Regions from separate parts of the Mus musculus genome. Here region 2 is linked to region 1. A link is a loop called in an ENCODE intact Hi-C map of the cell type or tissue named here. Cell type or tissue: left cerebral cortex. All regions are shown on one strand.

Region 1 (8,000 bases):
GAGCGTCATCCACTTTGGTGTGGACTCTGTTGCGCTCTACAGTCTCTTGCCAATGGGCTGCAACCATTTCTGAGTCCCACCACCATGAAGGACAACCGGCACCCCGCAGTGCCCCAAGTCGGGATGTGTGGTAGGTGAGTTAGGAATTCAGTGCACTTTGGATGCTAGATGCTCCCCCACTTAGCCATGGGCATATCAGGACACAGTCCCATCCTGAATGGAGGAACATGAGGCCTTCACGTTGAATCACAAAATGCTACTCAGAAAAACACATTAGACTGATATGACGCCAATGGATGCTGGTTTGGTTTATTCAGAGACATTATCTGACAAAATTAGTTTTGGAAAAGGTAATGGGGGGTGATTTTAACACAAATACAGTCATTAGTCCCAGACATTTGGGATACAATTATAAGCCTTACGTGTTGCTCTAAACAAATCTCTTAAAGACTGCCTTAGAAAAAGCAAAATGGAACATATTTTGTGAAAATTGCGAACAGGCATCTACTGGAAAAATGAAAGTGACTGTCCTAATGCCGACGGAAAATGGGCTCTTAGGGTAAGTCTCTATGACATTGTCCTCCAGTTCTAAAGGTACTAAATCTCAAAGAGCCGGGATGAAAGCAGAGAGCTGTTCTCTGAAAGCCACATTAGGTGACTCAAGCCAGCAGCTCTGGGGATGACAAAGACGTTATTAAAGACGCACAGTGAAAGTTCAGCTCAGCTGCCTCGTGAATGTGAGCAAAGCACATGACACCAAACTAATGCTTTATGTAACGATACTTAAAGGGGCCTGGACCACAAGAGTAATCAATTAAAGGTCAGAGGTGGCGGTTGGCCTGTTGCATCTACGTCTCTCTATGCTGTTTTAGGTTGTCCCCAGACTCTGTGCCTTCTTTGGGTTGAGGAAGAAAAAAAAAAAGGTATGGGGCCTATATGGTACATGACTCCATCTTGAAACTTACAGATAATTGGTGTCTTGGGTTCTCCTGGAGATGACTTCCTAAAGAAGTCCTGGGAGAAGTATAGATCCAGAAGAAACTAGAGGGAGATGGCTTCTGTAGGCAACCCTTCAGAGAGGTGAGAGCTATAGACAGGATATGGGAAAGAGCCAATCTGGAAGAAGGTTAGTGCATAGCATCTACTAAGACCCTTGCTGTGTGACCCATGGTGTGTAGAATAGAACTCACTGGTTGTGAAAATTCTCACTCTCCTCTACCTCTTTGGGGGTGAAAGTTCCCCCAACATGTGCTTCCCTGTGTTCAGCAGCCCTTCTCCACCCAGTGGTCCTTCACCAGACAGACACCCTTCCTCAGCACAGGGTGGCCCACTACCACCTTCCACCTGGTACTGCACACAGTCAGATCTCCCTAAATTAGGCATGCAGAGGCTTGGGTCAATGTTTTCCTTAATGCAATTACTAAGTTGGGAGGACCTACATGAGGCCACTAGAAACTACCGAAAGCCATCAGAGACAGCCCTAGTAGTCTAGGAATAACATATAGGGGCATTGCTTAAGTCCCCAGTCTGACTGATTTGCTTTTGTGCCTAAGTCTTTTTGAGTTGGATTTTAGTCGTTTGGTACCAAGAGCAGTGATGGATATTCAGCCATTCTCCTAACCCACAGGGACACTGAAGCTTCCTTAGACCCCAGAGTGAAGGGAGGCATATATTCTTGAATGTCAGTTGACCCCTAGTACCCTCCTGCTCACTTCGACGCTGGGATGAAAGATTTACCTAACATTACCTCATGGTAGACTTAAATACAAGGCTTGGTTCCCCCAGGAAGCCTCTAATGGATCTACATTTGAGAAACAAATCAGATTGATGGAATGAGCTAGTCTTTTCTAGAAATAGCCGTCTGCAGCTTGCATCAATTCCTCTGGCTTCCCATTCTGCTGTGCTCGCGGCCATCAATTCCCTCCTTATCGAACTCCTCAGACGACTGCAAGGCAGATCCTCAAATGGAGAGGTGGGATGAGGAGCAAGGAAGAAGGATGTGCGTGTGTGCGAGAGCTTCTGGGAGCTCAAGCTGTTGAAACCAACTCCAGTCTTGCTAACCCAGCTGCGGAAAAGGCATCGATTGACAGGAAAAGTCAACACAAAACCAAACAAAAGAGAAAGCCAAACTTGCCCTTCAGAGAAGTTTCCAGAACATGTCAGACAGGGCTCATTCTGAGCTTCAAAATGCAGTTACTTAGAATGGACTAAGAGGATTTCTCTCTCTCTCTCTCTCTCTCTCTCTCTCTCTCTCTCTCTCTCTCCCTCTCTCTTTTAGTTTTTTTTTTAAATTATGCATTGTATTTATAATGAGTCACTTCAATTAATTAAAATTAAGTACAACAGAACACAACAGATAAAAATTAATAGCAGAAAATGAAGAGCCTCCTCTGCCACTTAGGAACAGCAGCGTCGTGTGCTAGCATGACAGAGTGAAAGCAGAGGGTAGAAACCACGCATGGAAACCCAGCAGAACCCAGAAGCAACTGTAAAAGGAGAACAATCGCTTCCAGATGAAAACATATACCACCTTTCTCACTTGAGCCATGAACGTGTGAGCTTGTGAGAGTCAAAAGCATAGTCTATTTAACCCACTTTAGCAGAGGTAGATGCAGACATGTCTTTGGTTCTCTATGGTCTCCACTGCAACGTTCAACGTTTTAGGATACAAGGAAGACACAACGGGATTTTAGATTGCCCTTTCAGAAACAATGGGTAAAGCCTGGTGGGTGGCAACTATGATGCAGGAGGAGTTCCGTACGTTTGAGGCAGCCTGGGCTATGTAGCCAGATCTTTCGTGGAGAGAGAAAACAGGAAAGGTACGATTAGAAGCCACAACAGCTCCCCAGGAAATAGCTAGTGGACAAAGTAGGAATGCCCGTGTGTTCTGCTAAAGCAACAGGGTGCTATACTGGAGTCCACCACTAGAGGCATCAGAACACCAGGCTCTACCGTCAGAAGGGCAGGAAGAAGCCTAGGCTGGGTCAGGGCAAGGGGGTTTGGGAGATACGGGATACCCAGAAATTCCATCTTGGGAAAGATGCCCCCAAATCACAAATGTAACTTTGGATGCAAGTGACAAACTCGAAATGGACCCGGTTCAGTGAGAAGCTGGGAAGAAAGGACACATACCTATCAGGAGGGGACGGGTACAGACCTTTCTGGGATAAGAATAGAAAGCCCACCTCCCCCAAGTGCCACCACATTCCCCACGGGACTTCTAGGGAGTTGGGGGTGTGGAGAAGCAGCTGTCTTCCTATAGTCTCCAGGACCAGAAGGGAGAAAGAAAAGGAATTTTCCCCTCAAATCCAACCGGTGAGTCCCAAAAGAGGATACAGACAAACTGCGTTTGGCATTTGGCTCTCCTAAGCCAGATGCTGAATGTGTGGGTGTTAGATGACAAAGAGAAACGGCAGTGAGCCCCCCCCCCCTTAATAAAGATCTCTGACAGTAGTGTGTGTGTGTGTGTGTGTGAGAGAGAGAGAGAGACAGAGAGAGAGACAGAGAGAGAGAGAGACAGAGAGAGAGAGACAGAGACAGAGACAGAGAGAGAGAGAGAGAGAGAGAGAGAGAGAGAGAGAGTTTGAATTACCATCATGTAAACACTGGAAGATCTATTTACTGTCAAATTCTAGATTTTTCTCATAGAGACCAGAGCTGGCTTTCTCCCTGTATAGGAGCTAAGATTACCCGGATGATAGTTTGGTTTTTGCATTTGTTTTGTTTTGTTTTGTTTTGTTTTGTTTTGTTTTGTTTTGTTGGGTTTTGTCCTTCCTTCCTTCCTTCCTTCCTTCCTTCCTTCCTTCCTTCCTTCCTTCCTTCCTTCCTCCCTCCCTCCCTCCCTCCCTCCCTCTTTCTTTCTCTCTCAGTTCTGAAGCAAAGCTCAGTCCTTAGCAGCAGGACTCAGGTGTGAGGGACCAGAGAATCTGAGTGCCGCATGCTACTGCCTCTTCTGGGCAGGCTGCAGCGCCCGCTCCTCTGTCTCTGATTTACATTTGTTTTTCTGAACGGCTTTTTTTTTCTTTTTCTTTTTCTTTCTTTCTTTCCTTCCATGTGCTTCCTAAAAACACGGTTCTGAGGGAGAGCTGGGGTGTTTTGAAGTTGGGAGGGTGGTTGCTGACCATATCCACGTTCCTTCTCACAGGGACCCTCACCCCATCCCCCGGTCTTCTCTTTTCCCATCTCTCACCCTGCTCTCTGCAATGCTCAGCTTCTCTGGGTCTCAGCCTCCTACGAGGCCCCTGCCTATACTCCTGTCCTTATTCCTCTGGGGGTCATCATTCTTCCTTCAGTACATCTGGGTGGCATTTACGTGAAAGCAGCAAAAAGGAACAAACAAGCAAGGGTCGCCTGCGTGCTCAGACTGTAAGCTTCGCCTGCTCTGCAGGGGTCCAGCCGAGGCTGGCAGTACAAACCCTGCTGGCGATTAGCCTGCTCCTGGTTTAGCCATTTGAACTTCAAAAAATATAAACTAAGACCCAGCAAGGTGTCCGGGTTCGGAGCAGACCCGGGGTGCAGTGGAGGGGGTCCAATCACCCGCCGGGGATCAGGTCCTGCCAGGTCCTGGGCAGCCTGCAGCTCCTGCTGCAGTCGGCGCTGGCTATTCCTCGCAGGCAGCTGTAGGGGGCGCCGTTGAAGCTTGGTAGACGATTTTCCAGCAAATACAGAGTCATGCTTCGCTTTTTTTTTTTTCCCCCGGATAATAAATCCACAGAGCTTGTTTTTAACCCCCACCAGAGGTTAAAGTAGTTTCATAAAAAGTTTTTGGTAAATTCATGGGTAACTTTTTGAGGTTATGTGAGGTTGTTGTCAAAAAAATAAAAAGAAAGGGAAAGAGAAAAACAGCTTTTAGCTGTTGTTCCCTCTCTGCTCATGTAAGACCAGAGTCACAGGAGGGCGGATGGGAGGGGGATTGGAGCTTGGTGTTTTTCCAGAACAGTCCATGCACAGCCGCAGCTCCCTAGTCCCCCCGGAAGCCTAGCGATGGGGCTGGGGGTCGTGGGTGGCTGCGTAGGGTCTGCTCTGCACCCCAGCCTGCAGCCACCTGCCAGACAGCTGCCCCCGAGTTCCTGCCGGCGCCGGGGATGCAGTGCTGCAGTCTTCTCGATTTTTCTACAGCTCCCAGCCCGCAGACCCCTGCCCAAAGCGAGTCAGGGTGTAGAGAGAGCTGGTCGGGGGTCTTTGCATGCATTTCCCGAGTGGCAGTCAGAGTAGGGGTTAAACGGATTAAGAAGTTTATCCAATTGATAGGGAAGGAGACTGGAGGAGGCAGAGGGAAACAGCGCAGTTAAGGGAGGGGGCGTCGCACATTAACTATGATTCAGAGACTCAAATGCACCGAGTTCGTTTTTCATCTGCCTTTAGCTAGAAGAGAAAAATAAGGAAATTATAGAAAATTGAGACGCTAACATCCCTAAGAGCACTGTGCGCCCGGGGGTGCTTTAATGAACACTTAATAATTTCAAATGTTCGTGCTCAGAGGTGGCTTTGTCCGTCTCCAGCATGTCAGGTGCCTCGTAGCCATCAAAAGCTAATGCCTTTGGGCTGGGACAAAAAAAACAAAAAACAAAACAAAACTGAAAGTTAAAAACAAACAAACAAACAACATTTTAAGAGTTTTAGCAGAGAGGGGGCTATCTAGGAACCTATCTTTTCATCCACTATGAACTTGGGCACGACTCCCTGCCAGTGAGGATGGGGAGGTGGGTAACCTTGGCAGCCACCTCTGACCCCAAAGGCCATATCGAAACTCAGGTGAGGAAAAACATTTGGCGGAAACCCTCAAATGCGGAAGCAGGAAGCTGCTTGTTGTTGGAGCTGATTCTCTGAGCTCCCTGCCAGCATCCAAGGTTGAGGTGAAGGCCAACAGGAGAGGGGAACCTTGTCTGGAGGTTGGGGACCTTAAGCAGAGCACCAGTGACTTTTTGAGCTCCCTCTGGAACATCCATCAGAGATGTACATGAAGCATAAATACCCTAGCCTTCTCTGTGTCGCACTAGGGACCCAGTCCCTGGCAGCGGAATGAGACTCCACAACTTCTGGCTCACTCCTGTGGCCTAAAGACATCTTCTCTAGATGTGGGGTGAAAACGGTAGCGCCCCCTACTGTTTGCTACCCTGGTCACACGCTACAGAGTACTGTCATTTTGTAACAGCTCTCTGCCAAGACCTCGCTCCCTGTTGGACCTAGAGGATCCTGTGATGTGGGCCTCTCAGCAACGCCCCCCTCCCCTTGGAATGAGTCAGGACTTTCTAGACAGAAGCCAGATTAGACACTAGCCATACTCCATTTTACAGATGAAGGCCTGGGGCAAAAAGAGACAGATGTCCCTCGACTTAAAAACAAATGAATTCTAAGTCCACAAATGAAATTACTGGTTTCTATAACACCCCCGCTTCACAGGAAGCTGGGAGACCGAGGACAGCGGCTTCAGCGTCTCAGGTGCGCTGAGTCCAAGGCAAAGCAGAGCGTGAGAGCAGATGCTATGGCAAAAACAACTTCCATCAAAACAACCTTGCTCTCAGCTCCCAGCCAGATGTGGACACCTAACCCCTCTTGATGCAAAGGGATTAGGAAAAGGTTAGGCAGGTGGCAAAGGGCCATTAGCATCAGAATCAAACCTTTCCCATGACATCATTAGGGGGCTTAAAGGACTGAACAGCAAAGCCCCTTCTCCTTGGGATTCTGTCACCTAAGGTTGGTGGCGGATCACCTGTCTCCTCCAGAAGACTCGCTGTTTCGGACATTTTGTGTCTCAGATTTCTGCTAACACCTTAGTTAGAATTAATCCTAAAGGTTCTAACCAAAAGGGTCAATTGGGAATTGAGGGGTGTGGTGGTGGGGTGGATGAGAGGGAGGGGCCAATGGGGTGAGAGCGATGTTGAGGGCTCACAGCTCACCCTACCCTATTTTCTACTCTCATTTGGTTGCCCGGCCTAGCATTTCACAAGAGAAATTTCTAGAACAAAATTCAGGCTTCATTTGTAGTTCCCCTGGGAAGGGTGGTTTGCGGAAAGGCTTTCTTTCAGAAAGAGACGCATCCTCAAGATCTGGCCCCCTCCCGTCTCCATGAATACCTGCTTGTTCTTTTCAAGTAGCCCCATCTCCACTGACCTGGTCATTAGCACCGGTGGCACTTTTGCCTTTTCGATTTCTGGGGGTCGGGGTGGGGGAGTTCAAACTTCTGAACTGGTTATGGTATGGGACTCGGTAGGTAGAGCACCTGCCTGGCACGCACAAAGCCCTGGGTTCAATCCCAAGCACAGCACAAACACAGCATGATGGTTCATTCTGCATGTGGAAACAGGAAGATCAGAGGTTCAAAGTCGTCCTGGCATATGTAGGAAGTTCAAGGCCTGTCTGGGTTACATGAGACCCTTACTTGGAGACAAACGGGAGGAGACACAGAGACAGAGAAGAGAGCCAGCATGCAAGTTACTCCAGTAAACAAGACTCTTTTAGTGGTTGCTAAGGAAACACTTAGGATTTAGATAAACAAGTAAATAGTTAAGTGCTATGCATCTTCACTGACTGTTGTAGCATGTATAGTTTTTTTTTTTTTTTTAATCTTTTATGATTCAAGGAGGGAAGCAAGGCGGCTGGAGATACCCAGCAGCTATCCCCCACCGCCCTCCCTCCCACCCTCCCTCTGCAGTGGGGGGCTGAATGGAGAGGCCATGGGGACAGGTGCGGGTGTGCTGCAGACCTCCTGTTCCTGTTTGTGTGCCTCAGCTCTCCTTGTCCCCCCCCCCCAGCCGGTCTTGTCAGGACCCCTCATTCAGAAACTGAGTCATATCAGAGAGCTCATCGTTCTGCATGCGTAATGACCTGTTTACCCGTCTCTGTGGGCTCCCCTTGCCAGACCCAACTCTCCCAAAGGACAGGGCCATAGCGTCTTCTCATTTGCCTGTCCTCTGCTCCCACACACTGCCTGGCACACAGCAGGGCCCGGTAATTGCACGAAAACCTCAGGACTCATCTCCTTTGCAAAAGTGTCATGG
Region 2 (8,000 bases), 110 kb after region 1:
GCCAGCCAAGTACTTGCTCTGACTACCCTGCCACCCCAAACCGCATCCACCAGTGCCTGCCCTCCTGTGGGTGTAGGAAAGTGACTCTGTCAGCCTCGGGACTCTTTCTCCAGGCCTCGTGCAAAACCTCCAAGCAAAAAGAACCTCTTCCGCCCCCACAGCCTTCTGAGCCGCGCTGTTTTGGTGAGACAGGATGTTCATGGCCGATGTGTTCCTCTGCATATGCACAAGGGTATTTGCCTATCATTTGTTTGCTCTGCATAAGATCTCCACACACAACTGGTGATTTGTCTCTCTAAAACAGATGCCCCAGACTTCTTTCTTCCTCTCTCCCTTTATTAAACCCAACATCTGGCCCTCTGTGTAGAGGCGCCATCCTGCAGCAGGCTGTGAGGGGCAGGAAAGGAGACATGGTTGAGGGAACAGAGTTTAACCCTCAAGCTCCAGTCACTTTTCTGGGGACCCTGGGCAGACTTCACTCTCCCTGCAGCTCAAATCCCTTCTTGACAAAATGGCCAATCTACTCCCTCCTTGCTTGCCCATTGGGGAAGAAATGGGGACTCAAAAATGGTTTGAAGCTTAAGGACTGAGACACAAAACCCTGAGTACCAGAAACATGGCACCATCGGGCCTCTCTTAGAAGAATCTGGATAAGGTTGTGTCTCCTCTGTTTGATTTCAGTGACTCCGAAGAGTTGGACAAAGTGACCCTAACAGTAAATGTAACTACTGGCAGGCAATGGCCTCAAACCCACTGCAGGCTCAAGGATGTGCCAAGCTTGCTGCATTTCCTCAAGGCCCATCACATTTAAGCCGGCTGCATAGCATCGCACAGCCAGAGAGTAGTCTCACACCCACGTCCAGGCCTGGCTGAGTGCTACCCTCATGTTACTGAGCGTCGAACAGCCTCCTTCCCTCTCTAAGTCTCCATTTCCCTTCCTGCCAAGGGAACACAGGAGCAGGGGGCTGGAGGTTGCTAAGCCCTGTCTTGCTGGGGTGAAATCTCAATAGCTAACTTCAAACTCTTCTCGGGACCTATCAGTGGCCCTGCTTCCTGCTGCTTCCTGCTGCTTCCTGAGGCTTCCTGGCTGTGCAATCTTCTCCTGCTGTGGGATGGGCCAGGATGAGGGTATTGCTTCCTGCTGCTCAGCTTACAGCTCCCAATTCAGATGATACTTGCTTCTGATAGGCCATCAAGGGAATGAAGGCAAGATGCTGGGGAAGGGCTTAACCCCCCTCCTCATTTTTTATAGTCCTTCACCTTCCCAGATTTCAATTCGCAACCCTGTTGTCAAGGCAACACTAGGTTTCTCTTTCTGCATTCTAACGGCTCAGTGGAAGTAACCATAGCAACAAGAATACCTTGTGCTTTAAAGCCACTGAAACCCCGCCCCGAGCCCCCCCCCCCGCCCCCCCCCCAAAGCTTCAGGACTTTACCTTACATTATGTTTGGGCAACTTTTACCACAGCAGTAGTACCTGCTTGGTGCCCAATAAGCCTAATGAGTGATATCTGCAATAGTTAGCTTTTGCCAAGTAACAAACAACCCCAAAGCCTCATAACCTCAGACAGTTAGCATTTCTCCTATCTCTGAAGGTCAGCTACATGGTCCCTCTGGGGTCAGCTACACACACAAGTGTAACTCTGCTGAGCCACCCATCTTGGCAGAGCTCTTAGGTATCTGATTGTGGGCTAATACCTTACAATATCAAAATTCTCTCCCCCCAAAAAAGTTTTCATGCTAAGCAGCTGGCCCAGGCTCTTTCGGCCAAAGGCAAGAGGTTCATGGAGAGCGGCAGAGGCAGGGAGGGCATTCAAACAGGCTGAAGTCCACAGGTATGGAGATGTCTTGGTAAAACATCTGTCACGTGCCTCAGTCAAGACAGTCCTAGGCCTGGACTGCTAAAAGTAGTAAAGAGACAGAATCCACTGTTGGAGAAAATGGAGGTCTGAGGTGGGAGGGAGGTAGAGGGTTACTAATGTCTTCTTAGACATCTTCCACGTTAACTTTGATGGTTTTGAGGAGGCCCGTTGCCATCTGCATGGGACCCAAGTTCAGTAGCCACAGAGCAGCCTTGGTAAAGAGGAAGCAGAAGTTTAGGGATTCTCGGCTTTCTCATCTCTTCTAGAGAAAGTGTTTCAGGCTTCCAGTTCCTCATGAGCAGTGGTTACTTCTGTGTGAGCTAAACAGTCCATTTGAGCCATAGACTGAGAACACAGTCCCCACTCACCCCCAGGGAAAGGACACAGAGTGCCAGAGGACATCATTCCCACCACCACCAGCCAAGACATAGACCCAGGACCCCAGCCTAGGATAATGGTTGATTTGTCAAGAAGAGGAACCAGGGATAGCTGAGAAGGTTAACCATTTTCCTCTGGTAAAATGCTGGCAATTAGCCAGGCAGTGGTGGCACATGCTTTTAATCCCAGCACTCGGGAGGCAGAGGCAGGTGGATTTCTGAGTTTGAGGCCAGCCTGGTCTACAGAGTGAGTTCCAGGACAACTAGGGCTACACAGAGAAACCCTGTCTCAAAAAATAAATGAATAAATAAAACAAAACAAAAAAACAGAAAATGCTGACAATTTTTAGGGTTCTGTCAAAACTATTTAAAAAACAAGTTTTAGTGCTGAGAATGGACCACAGTTGGCAGAGTGGCAACCTAAGGGGATGAGACCTGGGCTTGTTCCCAGGACTGCATAAACTAGGTTTGCTGCTGCCTGTAATGGCAGCACTTTGAGACAGAGACAGGAAAATTAGAAGTTCAAGGTTATCCATGGCTACATAATGAGTTCAAGGCCTGCTTGGATAACTGAGAACCTATCTGTTTGTTGTGTTGTGTTTTGTTTTGTTTTGTTTTGTTTTGTTTTGTTTTGTTTTGTTTTGTTTGAGTCAGGGTCTCCCTGTGTAGTCCTGGCTGTTCTAGAACTCACTCTGTAGAACAGATTGGCCTCCAACTCAAAGATCCGCCTGCCTCTGCCTCTCGACTGCTGGGATTAATGGTGTGTGCCACCACAACCCAGCAAGAACCTGTTTTAAAAATAAATAAATTCTTAAATGAGTAAAAACCTGAGACACATCAACAGTCCTAACCCTAGGCTGAGATTACAAAAACCATCCTCCTCTTGGCCATGAAGTTGTCTCCTTCCCCTGACTGTGGAGGCCCACTGGTCTCCAGGAGCCAAGCTTCACGCCTGCATGAGACATACCAGCAGCCCGACAGTGTGCTGAAAGCCATGATACTTTACTGTTTGCTTCCCACAGCACCGGGACCAACCTCAGTTTATAAAGTTTAGCTTCCTGTTATTATCCCAAGATTCTTATGACGGCAAGTGACAGGAATCAACTGACCATTTCTGATCAACTCAGGATCACTGGGTTCCTTCCCGAAGACAAATGTAGTTACGGCCTCAGTATGTCTTCCCAGTGCTTGAACAACCAACTAGAGAATGAAGACGGTGAGAGAGAAGATGCTTGTTGCTCGAGCACCAGAGAGTTGGGACCACCATGGAGTTTCTCTGAAGCCCTTGAAAACTGACATATCTTGAGTTCACGACCATCCTACAGAATGGGACCTACCTCCAAAGACAAATGGGCTCAGAAGATGGCTTTGACATGCAAGAATGAGGATCCGAATTTGGATTCCCAGCACCGGCTTTTAAAGCCTGGCAAGAGAACGCATGCCTCTAATCCCAACACAAGATTCTGGGAGAACTTGCTGGCCAGTCAATGTAGTCACATGACTGTCTCCTTGCAACTAAAGTGAAGATCAGCTGAGAGAAACATTCAGTGTCAATCTACTCTGACCTACATGGCTCCCCTAGACACACACACACAGACACACACAGAGATACACGCAGAGAAACACACACAGACCAATTAAAAAACAAAAAGTCAATAACTTCAAGAATGACCCTCAGTGCCCCCTGCTTCCAGCAGGACAAAGCCTCTGTCTGACATCCTGTGCACAGCCATACTCTAAGAGGCAAGCTAAGGGTTAAGCATCTTCTCCAGGGCAGGATCCACCTGCCTCTTCAGCCTGTACCCTGTCACCCCCCCAACCCCCCCATCCCACCCCCTGTTCCCTGTGCGTCAGCGATTGTCTGCCATTTGGCCTTCACAAAGGCAAGTACCCTGTAGCCTTTCAGAATAAGCCATGAAATCTGCTCTGAAGCCTCTGCCCCCAGCTGCTGTGGCTTCCTCTCTAATCCCACATGACTCATCCACTTTAAAATTCCCGCTTTCCACCCACTTCCTGAAATGTCAGGAGCCGCCTGTCACCACATAATCAAGTTTCTAGTACCCGGTTTGAAAACCTTCTTTTTTTTTTTTTTTTTTTAATAAAAAAGGTGATTGTTTTAAACAGAAGTAGAAGAAAAAAAGAGGCGTCTCACAGCAAAAAAATGACAACCCAGGAAGAGCAAGCAGACGCCAGGGACAGACAAGATACACGAGGCTGTCCGCATGATTTCCCTTTATTAGTTTTTAAAGTAACTTGCAAAATGGAACCAGGGACCGACGAGGATTCATTTCCGTTGTCTCAGTGGCGTGTGAAAAACAGTGGCTCAAAACTGTCACCCCGAGTAACCCAAGAACAGCTTCGCTTCTTATCCCAGACTTAATAAGATAAATCCTTGTCTGATGCGTGTTAATAAAAGCAGCTTTTTATGAAATATCCTTCAGATCGGCAACAAGTTCAACGGTCACAAAGTTGACAAAGAAGCAATATGTCAAAATTGATTCATTGCCTGCATTTTTAATGCTTTTAGATCATTTCCTAATTCACAAACCCGCTGGTTTGCCATGGCAAGGCTCCATTTTTGTCTACATTTGATATGAGGAAATTGAACCCATCAAGAAAATAGGAGGTTGGGTCACCGCGTGGGTCAGGGAGTAGGCGATTGGCTATTTCAGTAAACAATTTGCTTTCAGCTTGGTCTAAAGCTTTTTCTCTCCCAAAGTTTCATCTGCTGCTTGTTGTCTGGTTGGGGGGGAGGAAGGTACTTGTTTTTTGCCTTTTTGTAGGGATAGGCTTTTGTTGTTGTTGTTGTGGTTGTTTTACTTATTTATTTTTTTTAATACAGTTTCACCATGGATCCTAGACTGGTCTAGAACTCATTATAGAACTCAAGATTGACTTTGAACTTAAAACTCTCCTGCCTCCGTTCCCCAAGTTCTGGAGTGGAAGGGCTGCCCCACGGAGCCCCACTGCCTGTCTGTGACATAGGTATAACTGTGACCTTGTTGTACTCCCCAGGTTGTCCTTTCATATGGGTCTGGAATCTCTGGTAGCGAATCCCGGGGTGAAGAGAGATGTGAAGCTTGGTAATTTCTCCATCCTTTTCAGCATTCCCCCTGACACTGACAGTATGTGGAAATGACAGAAGAGAGTTATCCCTTTTGGAGATGGGGTTGAAGTTGGATGGGGGGCCTTGCCACCTGTCTGTCTCATTAGCCACACCATGAGTAATTTGCACGTGCATATTTGTGATTTTATTCAGTGCCTTCTATAATCCCACATTTGTCAATCTGACGACCTTCAGCAAACTCTTCCTGCTAGCTTCCTCTCTTGACTTGGTACCATTTTCCCCACCAAGACAGCGGGGGGGAGGGGGGGCACAAAGAGATGGAGCACCTTAAACCCCATGAAGGCAGGAAGCTATCTATCACTAGCTCCCTAGGGTTGGCTCTGGGGTGGGAGGCTTCAAAGTCTGTCTCGGCCTCAGCTCAGAAAGCTTCATGCCACTCTTGGAGGCCAAATGATGATTAACATTCTAAATCTTACAAGATCCTGGGATATAGAGTTCCAAGCATCCTGGAGCCACAGCTACTCATTGGCACTTCTCAGCAGGCTGAAAGTCATAGAGGGGTGGGCTCAGAAGAGTTCACTCAAAGCCTACATCTCATATGCAACCATGGGGGCAGGGGTTGGAGTAGACGGAGCATCTGGACATCCGTCCTAATGACAATGAGATCTCAGCTCCCTCACAACATTCCCCAGCACCAGCTCGCATCAGTCAACCTCTGTAGAACATAAGGAGCAACCATTTCATGTGAGATACAGCACTAAGACAATTAGAACATGTGACCAGCTTCGGGTATCTTAGCCTTTCTAACACCCCCATATACAAACCTTTTCTGCTAGACCTTGGAAAGATTCTCCCAAGGCATGCACACACACACACACACACACACACACACACACACACACACACACATACCACACACAATGCTTTAATCATCATGTGCCTCTAGAATGTACCCAGGCCCATTCTAACTTCTTCGTACAAGCAAATTAATCTACAAGATGAATGTGGCTACCCCTATTCCTAAAAACAAAGACTTGGAGGTTTATCGGTTGTCAAGGCAACAATAGCAGTTTTCTCTCTGACTCCTTAATGCCTAGATTTATGTTTCCATAGTTACAAGAAATCCCTAGTTCTTCAAGGTATCAAATATTGGCCTACTGGAAGTTCCAGAGGCGGGATTGTGCCCATCCACTCCTCACCTTGGGAGCTCCTGGCTCTTTCCCATCCTGGGGTCCCTTGGAACTTGGCAGAAGCTTCTCTGGTTAACTGTTCAAGCCATGCAAGGAATTCTGGGGGTCAGGGAATAGAAAGGACCTAGAACACGATACTGTCAAGATGCCTACTGTGACCCACAGTGCCACAGAGAATTCTGCAAACAGGTTGTCCCATAGGATCCAGGCATAGCTTTGGTCTCAGAAAAGAGTCCCAGAATCTCTAAGATATTGCATCAAGACTTCAACCCCCCAAATTCATAACCTTTATGCGTAAGGCATAGGAGTCTCCTCCAGGGTTAATTCCTATGGTTTTAAAGGATTTTGTTTAGGCTAACTGATTAGCAAACCATGTTTGTGCACATGTGTAGTACTGCGAATAGAAGCTGTACTAGACAATCTTGCTGAGCTACATCTCTGGCCCTCTTCTCACTTTGATTTTAAAGAGTCTCACTAAGCTGCCTAAGCTGGTTTTAAACTCACTTCCCAGCCCAAGATGGTCTTCAACATCTCATCCTTGGTCCTCCTGCCTCAGACTCCTGAATAGCTGGGATTATGGGTTTTTGCCAAAGCATAGCAAAATAAGTTTTCTTCCCTTCTTTTAAAACGTGTTTTGTTCTTTTGTTTTTTGTTGTTGGTTTTTTTTTCCCCTGAGGCAGTGCTATCCATGCCAGGGTTGACTCAGTAAATAGATGAAGAGTATATCGCTCTGGCAAAGTAGAGATTAGTCATTGAATGTGTGTTTGTATGAGAATGCATGTGTGCATGCATATTCATGTATGTACTTGTGTGTGTATGTGTGTGCACAGGTGATAAGAAGGGACCCAAACTATGAAGCAGTAATCCTGTCAGAAAAGGGGAGATTTGGGAAAATGAGCACAGCATCCTTCTAGCCAAGAAGCTATTGGCTACCTCAAGCTTCTGGAGGAGAGGAAGTCCATATGAATCCATCTTCCGTCAGTGGCGTGAACTAGGTATATCAGCCATACCCCAGGGCAGGCCCAGGCTAAGGGAGAGTCGGTCAGTACCAATCAGATACCATGCTGTTTTTGTTTAATTCCGTGTGTGTGTGTGCATCTGTGTGCATGTGTGTATATGTGTGTGTGTTTTCTTTCATTTTGTTTTGTTTAGAGGGTTAAAATGTTTTAAGAGAATAAGTGTTGAAGTTGGGTGGGTAGAGAAAGTTGGAGAAGACCTGGGAAAATCTGGTAGAAGAAAGATTATGACAAAAATATAGTGAATGAAATTCTCAAAAATATATATTGAACCATCTTTAAAAAAAAATAAAATTGAAGATAAGGTATGGCCAAGATGAGACACCTAGACAGAAATAGTACATTGCAAGGTGCACACTCAAGTTCTGAAGGTCTCCCTAGTCACCTTAAGAAGAGTTGTGGTCACCCTTTGGGATGTGAGGAAGGGACTGAACTGGAGTTGTGGTAAGTGTGGCAGGTAGAGGGGACGCAGATATAACCATCGTGCT

What was found. Peaks named below come from ENCODE experiments on the same cell type or tissue, not always from the same donor. Only the 100,000 strongest peaks of a DNase experiment are listed, where the experiment ranks them.
Region 2: a loop joins it to region 1, with 2.1 times the contacts of the local background. A loop is called at or near these places in 2 of 42 quality-filtered maps.

The regions. Positions count from the first base shown.
Region 1 is chr2:174,670,787-174,678,786 of GRCm38, reverse strand. All of the region lies in intron 3 of Zfp831 (zinc finger protein 831), which reads right to left. Among named protein-coding and RNA genes, the nearest start is that of Zfp831, 31 kb to the right of the region's middle. In left cerebral cortex, CTCF peaks have their summits at 2,921, 4,624 (motif pointing right) and 6,087 (motif pointing left); DNase peaks (open chromatin) are centred at 4,620, 4,982, 5,253, 6,111 and 1 more place; H3K4me3 peaks cover 1,541 bases; H3K27ac peaks cover 1,236 bases.
Region 2 is chr2:174,558,219-174,566,218 of GRCm38, reverse strand. No RefSeq gene overlaps it. Among named protein-coding and RNA genes, the nearest start is that of Gm46781, 45 kb to the left of the region's middle. In left cerebral cortex, no CTCF peak of the experiment used is centred here; DNase peaks (open chromatin) are centred at 868, 1,153, 1,215, 4,220 and 1 more place; H3K27ac peaks cover 278 bases.